Regions from separate parts of the Homo sapiens genome. Here region 1 is linked to region 2. Evidence: chromatin contacts called from ENCODE Hi-C or POLR2A ChIA-PET data. All regions are on one chromosome and are shown on one strand. The core of a region is the stretch at or near the end of the contact, and the rest is flanking DNA. Distances in the headings are between cores, read along the strand shown. Region 1 holds the start of EHD1 (EH domain containing 1). Region 2 holds the start of STX5 (syntaxin 5).

Region 1 (7,252 bases), core at 1,312-3,811, 2.0 Mb after region 2:
CCTCCGATTCCATCTCACCAAGAACGCACAGGTTTCATCTCGCACAAGTGGCAGTCCCAGTTATGCAATAAGTTTTTGCAAGACACTCTTAAGACACCCTGACTGCACCTTGCCTTGGTCTGCTCCAGCTGATTTTATTCTTAGAGCAGCCACATAGGGGGAGAAGGCCGGCAAGTCAAGTTCACGACTCAATGAGTCTCTTCAAGACTCAGCTGGGAGAGGCTGTATCAGCCAGAGAAAAGCCTCCTTTGTTGCACCCTCCTCGCCGGGCTCACTCCCCACACTACACATCCTGGCACAGCTCTGGGCCTCAGCGTGGGCTGATAGGGCCCTTTCGGCAGGGCCATCAGTGATCAGGGATCCTCTGGAGATGAGGTGGCAGCAAGAAGGAAATAAACGTGTGCCACCTCTCAGATCCTGTGGCACCAATGTCATCAAAGCACCGGTCTCGGACAAAGCAATCTCGAATTGCTCTTTTTCGGGTAGAAGCAGCAGAAAGCAGTAACTGGCTGTGCAAAAGCCAGGCAGTCAGTGCTGGCTGACCTAATGGGTGACTTCCACACATCAGCCAGACCCTCTGAACCTCGGTTTCCTGAACCAGTCAGGTGGGGGCTGCCAAGATGATGTCTAAGATCCTTCCAGCTCTGAAACTCTAGGCTTCCAAATTCAGAAAACTGGTCCTGTGCCATGTCTCTCCTTTCAAAAAAGGTGTGCCCTCACAAGGAAAGTGAAGAGGACTCCGCCTCTTCAGGACCCTTAGCCCAAAGGGCTGCACTCAACCTGGCCTTGACAGACAAACATCAACAGCCGTAAAACAGGAGGGCGGGCTGAAATGCCTGGAAGTGAACAGACCCTGCTGAAGGTCAGCTCTGTGCCTGGAGTAGGCCTGGCCACCAGCTTGGCTCTAGGGCAAGCTGCCCTGCACAGCTGGATGGCGTCTGGAAAGGAATGTGACCGTGCAGGGCGGGGACCTGGAAGGCAGGATTCAAAGATTCCTTCAGAGGCTCTTCGCTGGTGCAGAATTATGAAAGGCATGTGGAGTCCGTGAACGTGGGGTGGCAGGGAGGACAGGGTCTGTGAAGTACTTTGGTATGTCGCCTGGGGGTTGGGACGGGCATGTCTCGAGTTTCTCTGGAGAAAAGTGAGCTTGGGCATTGCACTCCTTGAGGGGCGGGAGCACTGTGTTTCATTCACAGCACTGAGACAGGCAGAGTCCTGGAGCTCACTCTCCTCGCGTGCAGAGGCCACTTAACTGGAAAAGTGAGGTCCAAGTGGGTGAAGGAACCTCAGATTCTGTCCCTCAGTGCACAGAAGGGCTTAGGGCCAGAATCTCATTGCAGGGCTCCCACTGCCACCACCTCATCCTGCTTCCTGAAACCCCTCAGGGCAGCACTGACCTCTTGAGAGCTGCCATTGGGAGAAGTGTTCGAACCTCAACTGTCCCCTGCCTCCAAGGGGCTGCCCCAAAGTCAGCAAGCCACAGCCGATCCTCCTCCTCCCTCCTACACAAAACCACCGTCCCAGGGGAGGCAGAGCAGACCCACACCGCACCAGAGAAGGGAATGGCTAAAAGTTTCATTGTGTTTTGCTATTGACACTTAAGAAGACAGGGAGGGGAGGGTTGATTTCCGTGAATTAGGTGCATCCAGCCTGCGGGACGGAGGTGGAGACCAAGAAAAGGAGCGCAGGAATGGCTCAGCTTCCTACTGCGGCCCTGCTGCTGAGGGGAGTGGGGCTGGGATCTGCAGGAGGGCTTGGTGGTTACCCTGGAAGATTCTGGGGAGGACAGAAGCTGGGGGAGCCGACAACGCCCACTCTTAGACCCCCAGTGGGTTTACTCTGGGAAGGGGCAGGGCCCTTGGACCAGGGAGTGGTCACTGAGGGTCTCACTGGGGCCTCGGAGACAAAGGACGGCGGGGCGACAGCCACGGGAGGGTCAGGCTCCGAGTGAGGGGTGTGCCCCGGACGCGCCCCCCGCCCCCTGGAGTGATGGGTGGGTACCTGTTGAGGAAAGCGTTGCCAAACGCGTTGAGCTTGCGGAAGGGGCGCCGCGGGTCCACCACGAGCGCGTTGCCCGGCACCACGCCCTCAGTGGGGCCGTGCATGACGGCGATGAAGGAGTCGGTGGTGGGCTCGGGCCCGATGCGCATCCCCGGGAAGTCCTGCTCGATCAGGTGTCGGATGAAGGTGGTCTTGCCCGTGCTGTACTGCCCCACGAGGAGCACCATAGGCTTGTTGTCGAAGTCAGCGTCCTCCAGCGCGGGCGAGTGGAACTCGTGGAAGCGGTAGTGCTCCTCCAGGGGTAGCAGCTTCTGCGCGTACAGCTGCCGCAGCCCCTCAGCCACCGTCTGGAAGAGCTCCGGCTCCTTCTTGCGGCGGGCATCCTTGCTGACCCAGCTGAACATACTGCCGGACACGGGGCTGGCTGCTGCGGGGCAGAGCGGCGGCTGAGAGCGGGGCGAGGGTGCGGAGCCGAGGCGGGGCCGGCCGGGGCAGGGAATCGGGAGCGACCCACACTGCGCAGGCGCACAGCCCAGCCCGTCGAAGCGCCCTCTGCCGAATGCTGCGCACCCCTCGCGGAGCGGCCTTTATAGGGTCGGTCCCTCAGTGGCGGCTAGCGCCGCCGCGGCGGGGGCAGGGCGGAATTGGGGGCGGTAGGGAGGAGCCCCTCCCAGCCCCGCCCCTCCGACTGGTGCCACGTCTTCCCCTACCCCGCCCCCATTGGCTGATTCCAAATCTCGCGAGGCTGTGGTCCGGGTGCCGTGGCAACCGCACCTGTTTCGCCCCGCCCCTCGTAGGGAGGCTCGCGAAAGTGCTGCGGTTAGGAAGGCGAGGAGCGGGCGTTCGGCGGAGACGGCCTCTGGGCCGCGCGCCTTCCGGCACCGTGGCCCCCCCACACCCCCGCGGGATGGCTCCACGAGACACCCAGTCAGGCACCCTGGTTCCCTGACTACGCGCCGCGCCCGCCGTTCGCCACGTGCGGTCCTCCAGCTGGCTCGGAATCCCCGGAAGCATCGGAGTACCCCCAGGCGGCGGCACCTCCTCCTCTCAGCCCAGCTTCCCAGACACACACTGTCTTTGTCCCCTCATCTTTTATCTGCTTTGGGAGAGGGAGAGACAGGAAAGTGGTAGCAGAGCAAGCTGAGGGAGTAGAGAATCCGGGGCGGGCTGGTGACTGGGGAAAGAAAAATGGGCAGCGAGAGGCCTGACCTCCCCTCAGGCCGACGGGGTGGGAATGGGAGAGGGACGCAAGCGAGGGAGGACATGGGTGACACCGGACTCGCGCGGGAGAAGAGAAGGCTTCCCCACAAAGGCTATAGCTGGGGCAAGGCAGGGAGGGCATGAGGAGGAAGTTGAGGCTCTCTGGCCACTTGCGTATTGGGAAGTGAAATCGGAAATTCCCTATGTGGGGAAGAGGGGAAGTGTGGGGGCAACAATGAAATCTTGTGGGAATTTAGGGGGAAGTTTAAAAACCCAAATACTTCCACTTTCCTCTCGGGGTCACCACCATTTACCATCATTTACTGGGATCTGTGCCCTACCTCCCCTTACCAGTTCCTGGCTGTTCCATGGGGCTCACTCCCCCGCCATCCTCCCCGGCCACACACAGACCCCTTTGGCTGTCCAGGCTGGTGAGAATCTTCAGTGGGTGATGTCAGAGCTTTGGGGACTGATTGTTATGTAACCAGTATCAAGACACCAACCTGTGGTAGCAGGACCCTGGGGGCTCTTAAAGAGATCTGAATTGAACCTGCGACTTTGAAAGCCTCAGGTCCAACTTCCTCGCTTCTGGGAGATGTGGAAGCCTGGAGGGCTAGGGGCCTGTATCAGGGGATAACTTGGGCTGGTAGGCTAAGAGGAAGAGGCAGGAACTCAAATCTGAGAACGGGGGATATCTCAGGGGAACTGAGTGGTGGAATCTAGAGAGGACACGATGGGAGGTTTGTTCGCCTACCGCTTGTAAGATCCCTTCCGAGGGAATAGATAGTTCCCTTGCCCTCCCCTCTTGCTCCCTAACCATTGGAGAGCGGATAAGTAATTCCAACCCTGCCTGCAATCTTACGCCCCTTAGTGCTTTGATTTGATTCTTTTCATCATAGTAAAGCACACAAGCTACTGCCCCCCCCCTTTTTTTTTTTTTTTTTTTTTTTTGGTGTTATTCTCAAAAGAAGATACTGAGGCTCCTAGGCAGAGCTGTCACCAGAGGCTGCATGCCAATTGGTGACGAGGAGCCTCCGGCGGGCCTAGTCCAGACTTCCCGGGTCAGCCTTAGAAGCCACAGTGTTTGCCTCCTACTCAGCACTGTTAGGGATCCACCCCGGAGATGCAGTTTCTGGGTTGATCTAGGGAAGGGCCCAGGGCTGAGGATCCTGAATGAAGTAGTTGTTCAGTCGTCTCAATGAGGCTGCTCCAAACTGGCGCCCCGGCAGCATTCTCATTGACGCGCCATGGTTTTCAAATCTCCCCAGAGCCCTGTGTGCTGGGAAAACCCAGCCCTAGAAAACTGAAAACAACAAAATGTTCCTGGGTTATTTATAAACAAAACCCAGACCCTGTCGTTATGTATGGCCACTTGACTTTCTCCAAAGATCTTAAAGGACTGAAAGAAGGGATCTCTGTCACCCTGGTGAGGCCCACGTGACCAGCAATTAGTTTCCCCCAATTTCATGGAGTTGGCACCCAGCTTCCAGGCAGCTTCCTTATCTTGTCATGCCCCACACCGAAAATGTCCTAATTTTTTTTTCTTTTGTGTTTTCTGAGTAGGGCAGTTTGTTTGGTGGGAAAGTTGTATAAAATGTGAATGCACCCTTTCACTTTTGGTTTCTCCGCTGTTTCACTTTCTGCCTGTCTGCCTGAGCCCATGGCAGATTGATGGAGGGTTCAAGTATTTTTCTTTTATCTCAGAAACTGTGCCATCCCCCACTCCCAGTGTTTTATTCTTCAGTTAATAAATCCATTCCCTGCAAACCCAGGGCCTTGAGGTACCCCCTAGCTCTCCTCAGAAACGCCCTCATCCAGCAGAAAGGGGCCTCACCTCCCCTCTAAGTGGTCTGCTTGGTCCTGTCATGGCCTGATCTAGGAAAACATCTACAAGGTCCCTAGAGACAACTTAAAAAAAAAAGGCCAGGTGCAGTAGCTCATGTCTGTAATCCCAGCACTTTGGGAGGCCGATGCAAGCAGATCACCTGAGATCAAGACCACCCTGGCCAATATCACAAAACCCCGTCTCTACTAAAAATACAAAAATTAGCCAGGTATGGTGGCGTGTGCCTGTAATCCCAGCTACTGAGGAGGCTGAGGCAGGAGAATCGCTTGAACCCGTGAGGTGGAGGTTGCAGTGAGCCAAGATCGCACCACTGCATTCTAACCTGGGCAACAGAAGGAGACTCCATCTCAAAAAAAAAAAAAAAAAGAGAGGTGCCTTTTCCGCTTGCGGTGCCGTGCAGTGAGGAGCTCTTATCTGTGCTCTTGGCTATGCCATCCAAGGGCCAGCTGCAGTCCGTGCAATCCACTGCAAACATGGCAGTGGCCTCATCAAGGTGAATGGATGGCCCCTGGAGATGATGGAGCCGAGCGCTGCAATTCAAGCTGCTGGAACTAGTTCCTAGTTCTGCCTCTGGGCAAGGAGCAATTTGCTGACATGCACACGCATGTTTGTGTGAAGGGTGGTGGTCATGTGACCCAGATTTATGCTATCAACATCAGTCCATCTCCAAAGCCTTAGTGGCCTATTACCGGAAATAAATGGATGAGGCTTCCAAAAGGACCAGAGGCATCCTCATCCAGCATGACTGGACCCTGTCAGTAGCTGACCCCCGTTGCTGCAAATCCAAAAACGTTGGAGGCCCTGGTACCTATGCTTGCTACCAGAAATCGTACCAATAAGCCCATCACAGGGACCAGGATTCACCTATATAATAAACTATGTTTGAGAGTGTTTTTTTTTTTTTGAGACAGAGTCTCACTCTGTGTCACCCAAGCTGGAGTGCAATGGTGCGATCTCAGCTCACTGCAACCTCCACCTCCTGGGTTCAAGTGATTATCCTGCCTTAGCCTCCCAAGTAGGTGGGATTACAGGCGCCTGCCACCATGCCTGGCTAATTTTTTGTATTTTTAGTAGAGACTACTAAAAATACATGTTGGTCAGGCTGGTCTCGAACCCCTGACCTCAAGTAATACACCCACCTCAGCCTCCCAAAATGCTGGGATTACAGGCATGAGCCACCGCACCCAGTCGATATTTTTTTTTTAAGGAGTTTTTCTCCAAATATGGCAGAAAAATCGAGCTGAGAAAAACCAAAACATAGGTTTCTCCCTGGGATGAGGAGTGGTTCATTCTTTCCACTGACAGAGTTTGCATATCAGCACAGATTTTTGTTCTCACAGTCATGAGATTTGGGCAACAAATCAGTTTTCCCGACACAAGGTGAGGAACTGAGGAGGACTGTTCTTTTGAATGCCGGGTCTCCCACACTGGCAAGAAGAGTGTCCTCTCCACACCATGAGGCCTTTCTCTTGCAGCAGCTGTGGCCCTTGGGTGATGGCTCTGGGGAGATTGCTGGGCCCCAGAGGGCTCTGAAGGCATCTGGCAGCCAGAACATGGCCCAATTTGGAGGTGACCGTGTCAGAATCTTAGCTGCTTTCAAATTCCAGTGAGAAAGAGCCTGAGGCCCGGGATGTCCAGTGACTGCTCGAAGTAGCCCAGACTGAATGAGAATCTGGGCCTTCGGAGTCTTTTTTTTTTGAGAGGGAGTCTCCCTCTGTTGCCCAGGCTGGAGTGCAGTGGCGTGATCTTGGCTCACTGCAACCTCCACCTCCCGGGTTCAAGTGATTCTCCTGCCTCAGCCTCCCGAGTAGCTGGGACTACAGGCGTGTACCACCATGCCCGTCGGCTAATTTTTTCTATTTTTAGTAGAGATGGGGTTTCACCATGTTAGCCAGGATGGTCTTGATCTCCTGACCTTGTGATCTGCCTGCCTCGGCCTCCCAGAGTGCTGGAATTACAAGTGTGAGCCACCACGCCTGGCCAGGGCCTTCTGAATCTTAACACTGCCCTTTCCACACTCCAGCCACTTGAAGTTGCAAGGACGGGCAGGTGGAAAAGCAGAGAAAGAGGGTTTCAAGAGCCTCTTCCCCAGATGCAGGCTGAAGTGAATCTCTGCCCTGAAGCTCACCAGCCCTTCCTAGCCCCTTTGCTGCTCTGCAGCCTGGGGGACAGGCTTACACATTTATCAGGATGATGTACACATAT
Region 2 (6,822 bases), core at 4,237-6,736:
AATAATAAATAAATAAATAAATAAAATAAAAGTTATTATTACAGTCGAGTGCAGTGGCTCACACCTGTAATCCCAGCACTTTGGGAGGCCAAGGTGGGCGGCTCACTTGAGGTCAGGAGTTCGAGACCAGCCTGGCATACCCCGTCTCTACTAAAGATAAAACAATTAGCCAGTCATTGGTAGCGGGTGCCTATAGTCCCAGCTACTGGGGAGGCTGAGGCAGGAGAATCGCTTGCACCTGGGAGGTGGAGGTTGCAGTGAGCCAAGATCGCACCACTGCACTCCGGCCTGGGTGAAAGAGCAAAACTCTGCCTCAAAAAAAAAAAAAAAAAAAAAATTATCCAGGAATGAGGGCATGTCCCTGTAGTCTCTACCACTCAGGAGGCTCAGGCTGGAGGAAAGCTTGAGGCCAGGAGTTAAGGGCTGCAGTGAGCTAGGTCACACCACTACACTCCAGACTGGTCAACACAGTGAGACCCCCCTCTCTAAAAAAAGAAACTTGCTCTGGGTCCCCATGGCAATGGAAAATGACAGGAAGACAGAAGTGATCTGATTGGAATGCTGGGCTCTCCTGATGGCTAGTAGCTCACCTGTTTGATGATATATGTTAGCTCTTCAATTTCCACTGCTTTATCATCAAAGAGGGACTTGCGCTTTGCCACTACAGAGACAAACAAGAAGCCACAATGGGTGAGGTCAAGGACAAAGCTCAGGGAATATAGTCCTCAACCCTCTTTGATTTACTGCCCCACTTCTGAAAGACCCCAAGAACACTCACAGATTGTCAGCTTCTCCAGCTTGGCAAATGTGTTGCTAAGGTCTTTCCCAATGCGCCTGCAAATGACCACTAGTCAGACTGTGGGAAAGGGCAGGACGCCTTTTCCCACATAAGCTCCAGCATAACCAATCCCAGACTTCACAGCCAAGGCCACTGATTGCAAGTCTACTTTTCTTCAGACACTGTATCACCCCACCAGAAAGCTTCTCTCAACTCACTTGGCCATGAGGGTGAATTCACTGCGTTGTCGGACAGCACGCAAAGCTGGCTTATTTGTCTGGATTCCATTCTGAAAAGCAATGGCAGGAGGTGACAACTTTAGTTCTCCCTTCCCCAGTTCCAGCTTTCACTCTTCCTGAGGTGTCCACTAACCTATCTCTAGTGCTGGTGGCATCCATCAGATGATCTAGATTTATGAGTGGTAGTCGTTTAGAGTCCAGATTTGAAGAGCAGGTAGACCTGAGTTCAAATCTTGACTCACCACTTACTACTAGCTGGTGGATTTGGGGCGAGTTACTTAAAACATTCTAAATCTCTACTTTCTCTTCTATAAAATGAAGACAATCCACACATCTCCTATTGTTGCTAAGGTTAAATAACAAAAAGGCTGAAAAGTACTTCAGTCAACTACCTGGTACATAGTAAGCACTAAATAAATGGTATCTAGTATTGCCATTCTATTCCTCAAATCAGGAAATCAATAAGGATGATTGCAAAGCTCTTGGAGATCATACAGAAGAGCAGCTTTACCATGAGCTGAAAAACACTTCTTTATAACTTTTCTGTTTTTGAGACAGGGTCTCACTCTGTCTCCCAGGTTGGAATATAGTAGCATGATCATAACTTACTGCGGCCTCGACATCCTGGGCTCAAGTGATCCTCCAACTTCAGCCTCCCAAGTAGCTGGGACTACAGGGCACACCACCACACCTAGCTAATTTTTAACTTTTTGTAGAGATAGGGTCTTGCTATATTGCCCAGGCTGGTCTTGAACTCCTAGGCTCACGCAATCCTCCCACCTCAGCCTCCCAAAGTGCTGGGATTACAGGTGCCAGCCAGCATGTCCAGCCATCAGTAAAAATATTTAAAAATACAGTTACTCGGCCGGGTGCAGTGGCTCACGCCTGTAATCCCAGCACTTTGGAAAGCTGAGGCAGGCGGATCACGAGGTCAAGAGATTGAGACCAACCTGGCTAACATGGTGAAACCCCATCTCTACTAAAAATACAAAAATTTAGCCAGGTGTGGTGGCATGCACCTGTAGTCCCAGCTACTCAGCAGGCTGAGGCCGGAGAATCACTTGAACCTGGGAGGTGGAGGCTGCCGTGAGCCAAGATCCCACCACTGCACTCCAGCCTGGGTGACAGAGCGAGACTCCGTCTCAAAATAAATAAATAAATAAATAAACAAACAAACAAACAAATAAATAAATACAGTTACTTGGCCAGGTGCAGTGGCTCACACCTGTAATCCCAGCATTTTGGGAGGCCGAGGCAAGCAGATCACGAGGTCAAGAGACAGAGACCATCCTGGCGAACACAGTGAAACCCCGTCTCTACTAAAAATACAAAAATTAGCTGGGTGTCCTGGCACCGCCTGTATTCCCAGCTACTTGGGAGGCTGAGGCAGGAGAATCACTTAAACCCAGAGGTGGAGGCTGCAGTGAACCCAGATCACGTCACTGCACTCCAGCCTGGCAACAAAGAGAGACTGTCTCAAAAACAAACAAACAAACAAACAAACAAACAAACACAAACTGCTTACTCGGGTCCCACTGGGATTGTTGAAAAAAACACTCCCGGCTGGGTACGGTGGCTCACGCTTGCAATCCCAGCACTTTGGAAGGCTGAGGCGGGCAGAGCACCTGAGGTCGGGAGTTTGAGACCAGCCTGACCAATATGGAGAAACCCCGTCTCCACTCAAAATACAAAATTAGCCAGGCATGGTGGCGCATGTCTGTAATCCCAGCTACTTGGGAGGCTGAGGCAGGAGAATCACTGGAACCCGGGAGGCGGAGGTTGCAGTGAGCTAAGATCGTGCCACTGCACTACAGCCTGGGCAACAAGAGCGAAATTCCCATCTCAAAAATAAATAAATAAATAAATAAATAAATAGCACTCCCAAATTTTTTTTAAGAGGAGCTGAGTGCAGTGGCTGACACCTGTAATCCCAGCACTTTGAGAAGATAAAGCAGACGGATCACTTGAGCCCAGAAGTTCGAGACCAGCCTGGGCAACATGGTAAAACCCCATCTCTACTAACAAAACAGAAATTAGCCAGATGTGGTGGCACATGCCTATAATCCCAGCTACTGAGGAGCCTGAGGCAGGAGGGTTGCTTGAGCCCAGGAGGTCAGATGTTGCAGTGAGATGAGATAGAACCATTGTACTCCAGCCTTGGTGACAGAGTGAGACCATGTTTCCAAAAAAGGAGAGAGAGAGGCCAGGTGTGGTGACTCATACCTGTAATCCCAGCACTTTGGGAGGCTGAGGAGGGCAGATCACCTCAGGTCAGGAGTTCAAAGCCAGCCTGACATGGTGAAACCCCATCTCTACTAAAAAAAAATACAAAAATTAGCCGGGCGTGGTGACGGGCACCTGTAATCCCAGCTACTCGAGAGGCTAAGGCAGGAGAATCGCTTGAACCCAGGAAGAGGAGGTTGCAGTGAGCCGAGATTGCACCATTGCACCCCAGTCTGGGCGACAAGGCAAAATTCCTTCTCAAAAAAAAAAAAAAAAAAAAAAGAGAGAGAGGAAGAGACTGGGCCTCGCTCAGCCTTCTAAGTAGCTGGGACTACAGGCACATGCCACCACGTCCAGCTTTTTTTTTTTTTTTTCCTGTAGAAACAGGGTCTTGCTTTGTTGCTCCTGCTGGTCTCTAACTCCTGGCCTCAAGTCATCCTCTGGCCTAGGCCTCCCAAAGTGCTGGAATTACAGGTATGAGCCACCACATCCAACCCTAAGTGATTTTGATACAAATTACTGATCTAGGGCCAGGTGTGGTGTCCAGACCAACCTGGGCAACATAGTGAGACACTGCCTGTACGAAAAAATTTTAAAATTAGCTGAGTGGTGCATCCATGTAGTCCCAGCTGCTCAGGAGGCTGAGGAAAGAGGATCCCTTGAGTCTAGGAGTTCAAGACTGCAAGTGAGCTATCATCACACCACTACACTCCAGCCTGTTGACAGAGTTGAAAAACAGATCTCAAAACAAAACAAAAACAACAAATTACTTATCTAGAAAATGTCCTTAATCTTACAGAGATAAAAACTAATATGTAACTAGATTAACTAATTTTCTCATGGTTACAGAGCAAACTTATGGTAGAAGTATATTGGAAAATTCAAGGTGCATGTTTCTCAGCTAAAGGCTCTTCCTAGAACTTGTTCCTTATTCACACCAATTATATTGCAGCCAAGTACTCTCTGAAGTACTCCCTCCAGAATAGCAATCCTGCCCTCCAAAGGATTCCTCACAAAAAAAAGTCTAAGTCCTTGCCCCTAGTTAGCCAGCCGACCTCTTCTCTGTTGCTTATAGCAGACCCTACAGGCCCCATCCAAGCCTATCAGTTCCATCAGGTACCCCCCAAAATTACTTCGGTTAACAGTGGTGGAGCACAGTCCTTCCTAGATTTGAGTAAGGCTCACTCCTCGCCTTTTCCACTCCAGGTCCTTACCTGACGGGTCTGCAGCGACTTGCAGGCAGACAGAAACTCCTGGGTCCGATCCCGGCAGGACATGGTGTCGGGAGGGGGAGGGACGAGGGTCACTGGGGGGGGCAGAGGGGCGATGTCGCTGCTGCTACTGCCAGCAGTTGCAGGGGACAGGACCTGTGTCTTTGAGAGACCCAGGTAGACACCCTGATCCGTGTTCTTAGACCCGTAGCGTTTCCGCGGGATCATTGAGACGCATAACCTCGGACTGTTGTGGAGGGGAGAGTGTCATTCCCCAGGCAACTTCTTTACCCAAACTCCCCCGCCCCACCCCAATCAACAAATCCCCGAGCCCCTTCTGCACTTCTCGTGGACTTTCGCGCCCAGGACGCTCGCAAATCCTGGGGCGGACCAGCAGCGGAAAGGGCCCCGCTTTTCCCCTGTCCCAAGTCGAACCCGCTTCAGACTCTTCTTCCAACTTGGCTCTGGCGGCCAGAGCGCGGGCCGGGGACCCTGAAGCAGAGACAGGGCCAGAGCCAACCCCGTGGTCCTGAGACTCCGGCCCGGCCCGTGTAACTGCCCCGGGCCCTAACCCAGCCCTTTCGTTTCCGCGGTTTCCTTCGGCCCCTCCGGGAGGGCCAGTGACGGACCTCCAAAGACTGACACACTTCGGTGGGCGGAGGGGGAAAACCTCTGGGTGTTTATTTGAAACAGGAAGTCCCACCCCCCGCCCAAGGTCCGCCTTCTGGAAGACTTCAACCACTCATTAGCTAAGGCCGACGTCTCTCTCAACAGAGGCTTTCCTGATTGGACGGCAAGGAATTCGCTCACCCGGAGCCGGGCCGGCAGGACTTGCCCGCTCGCCCCTGATTCCCTTCCCCCCGCCAGTCGTCGCCCCCGTAAAACCACTGCCCCAGAGCTGACACGGCGGCCAGATCCCCTCTTAAAGCGAATCTTACCTCCCCTCTGCCGCCTGCCGCCGCCGCCACTTCCAATCTCACCGGCCGTCACTGCCTCCTCCCCGAGCACTGAAGCCGCCGAAACCCGACCAAAGACTGGAAGCGGCCACGTCACCTACACGTAACCCCACCCCCAGTGACGAGGGGGCGGTCCCACGCGTTTCAAGCCCAGCGACCCGAAAGACACGCCCCACACCCAAACGCAAGAGCGATCCCGCCCTCCCATTGGCTAAGGCGCCACCGTGACCCCGCCCCAGAGTACTACAGCAGGCGCTCAGGGGGCTGGGCCCGCCTCCGGGAAGGAGCCTTAAAGAACCAGCTGCCCGGTGGTGTCCGCGCCCAGTCCCCCAGAGTGGTCGTGCAGGTATACGTTAGAAATTTTATTCTCTGGAGGTTGGGGCGGACTGAGAGCAGGTCTGGGGTCATCCCTTCTCCGGCTCCTCCTGGTTGCCTTCTCGGATCGGACTCTCCTGCTTCCGAATCTGGTCTGGTTGCCTCTTGCTTGGCCGCGAGGAGCCCCGACGACCGAACGTGGATAGTCGCCGCCACAGCACGGTAATCAGAAGGCTTTCGTTCGACTTGTGATTCGGATGGTCCGGGGAGTTCAAGTCGATATCTTCGGCGCCTGAGGGGACGACGAGGCCTCTGAGCTCACCCCTACCCTCGGGAAGCCCCCTCTCACACTCCCTGGGCCCTCTTTGTGTGTCTGTGGTCTCATCTTCCCTGCCGTCCTCAGACTCTTCCTCCTTGGACTGCTCATCAGACATCTCAAAGTCCTTGTCTTGGCAGCAGCCCATGGCCCCGCGTGGCCCTGGACTCCGTGCCACCCACGCCAGCCTGCCTGCCTCCAGGCCCGGCTTTTGTGACATCAGATATCCCGTCGCCCCAGCTCAGGCAGCCCCCACCCCAAGCTACCCCTCATTCCTTTCTCCCATCACAAAAGGCTCAGGGTCATGGTGGGTGTTCAGCAGTTTATTTACAAAGTGGGCACAGGGGCGTCAGGGGCTGGTGGACCCAGGCCGCTTCTTCTTTCTCCGTCTCGTTTGGAGAGCTCCTTGGGGCTGCTCCAAACCCGAGAGCTTCCGCTTGGCAGCTGCCTCCAAGGATGCCCAAAGTTCATCTGTCTCTGTGTCTTCTAGGGGCACCTTGTTGGGTTCTTGAGGCTCTTGGGGCTCATCCTGGTGAGTGGGAAGAAAGCTTAGGAGTCAGGGGGGCCGGGCACGGTGGCTCCCACCTGTAATCTCAGCACTTTGGGAGACCAAGGCAGGAGGATTGCTTGAGCCCAGGACTTAGCGACCAGACTGGGCAACATAAGGAGACCCCATCTCCACAAAAAGAAGTTTAAAAAAAAAAAAAAAAAAAAAAAAAAAGAAAAGTAGTCAGGGGCACAGGGACAAACCCACAGGGAAGGAGACCCTGGCTGAGAAAGAATC

The links. Hi-C counts contacts between places; a loop is a spot of excess contacts on that map. ChIA-PET counts read pairs that join two places held with the same protein, here RNA polymerase II (POLR2A). Pooled maps may share reads with other maps.
Region 1: a loop to region 2 is called in a pooled map, with 6 times the contacts of the local background. The contact joins the promoter of EHD1 here to the promoter of STX5 in region 2. A Hi-C loop is called at or near these places in 6 of 50 pooled maps. POLR2A ChIA-PET finds 5 or more read pairs at or near these places in 3 of 52 experiments (B cell, CD8-positive, alpha-beta memory T cell and Caco-2).

The regions. Positions count from the first base shown.
Region 1 is chr11:64,876,060-64,883,311 of GRCh38, forward strand. EHD1 (EH domain containing 1) reads right to left here and starts at 2,562. Exons shown (of 5, transcript NM_006795.4): 1 at 2,002-2,562. The coding sequence starts at 2,405. MIR10392 (microRNA 10392) reads right to left here and starts at 2,550; the gene lies at 2,464-2,550. It also overlaps the pseudogene RPS16P6. RefSeq lists enhancers at 699-1,475, 1,139-1,238, 4,561-4,710, 4,881-4,930, 4,991-5,080 and silencers at 1,399-1,468, 2,319-2,368, 2,389-2,948.
Region 2 is chr11:62,826,565-62,833,386 of GRCh38, forward strand. It overlaps STX5 (syntaxin 5), which reads right to left and starts at 5,487. Exons shown (of 11, transcript NM_003164.5): 1 at 5,390-5,487; 2 at 4,455-4,698; 3 at 997-1,067; 4 at 779-834; 5 at 591-661. The coding sequence starts at 4,679. TEX54 (testis expressed 54) reads right to left here and starts at 6,277. Exons shown (of 1, transcript NM_001395459.1): 1 at 5,757-6,277. The coding sequence starts at 6,186. The coding sequence ends at 5,812. WDR74 (WD repeat domain 74) reads right to left here. Exons shown (of 11, transcript NM_001369450.1): 11 at 6,347-6,567. The coding sequence ends at 6,388. It overlaps STX5-DT (STX5 divergent transcript), which reads left to right and starts at 5,670. Exons shown (of 2, transcript NR_135084.1): 1 at 5,670-5,753. RefSeq lists enhancers at 5,398-5,487, 5,858-5,927, 5,948-5,997.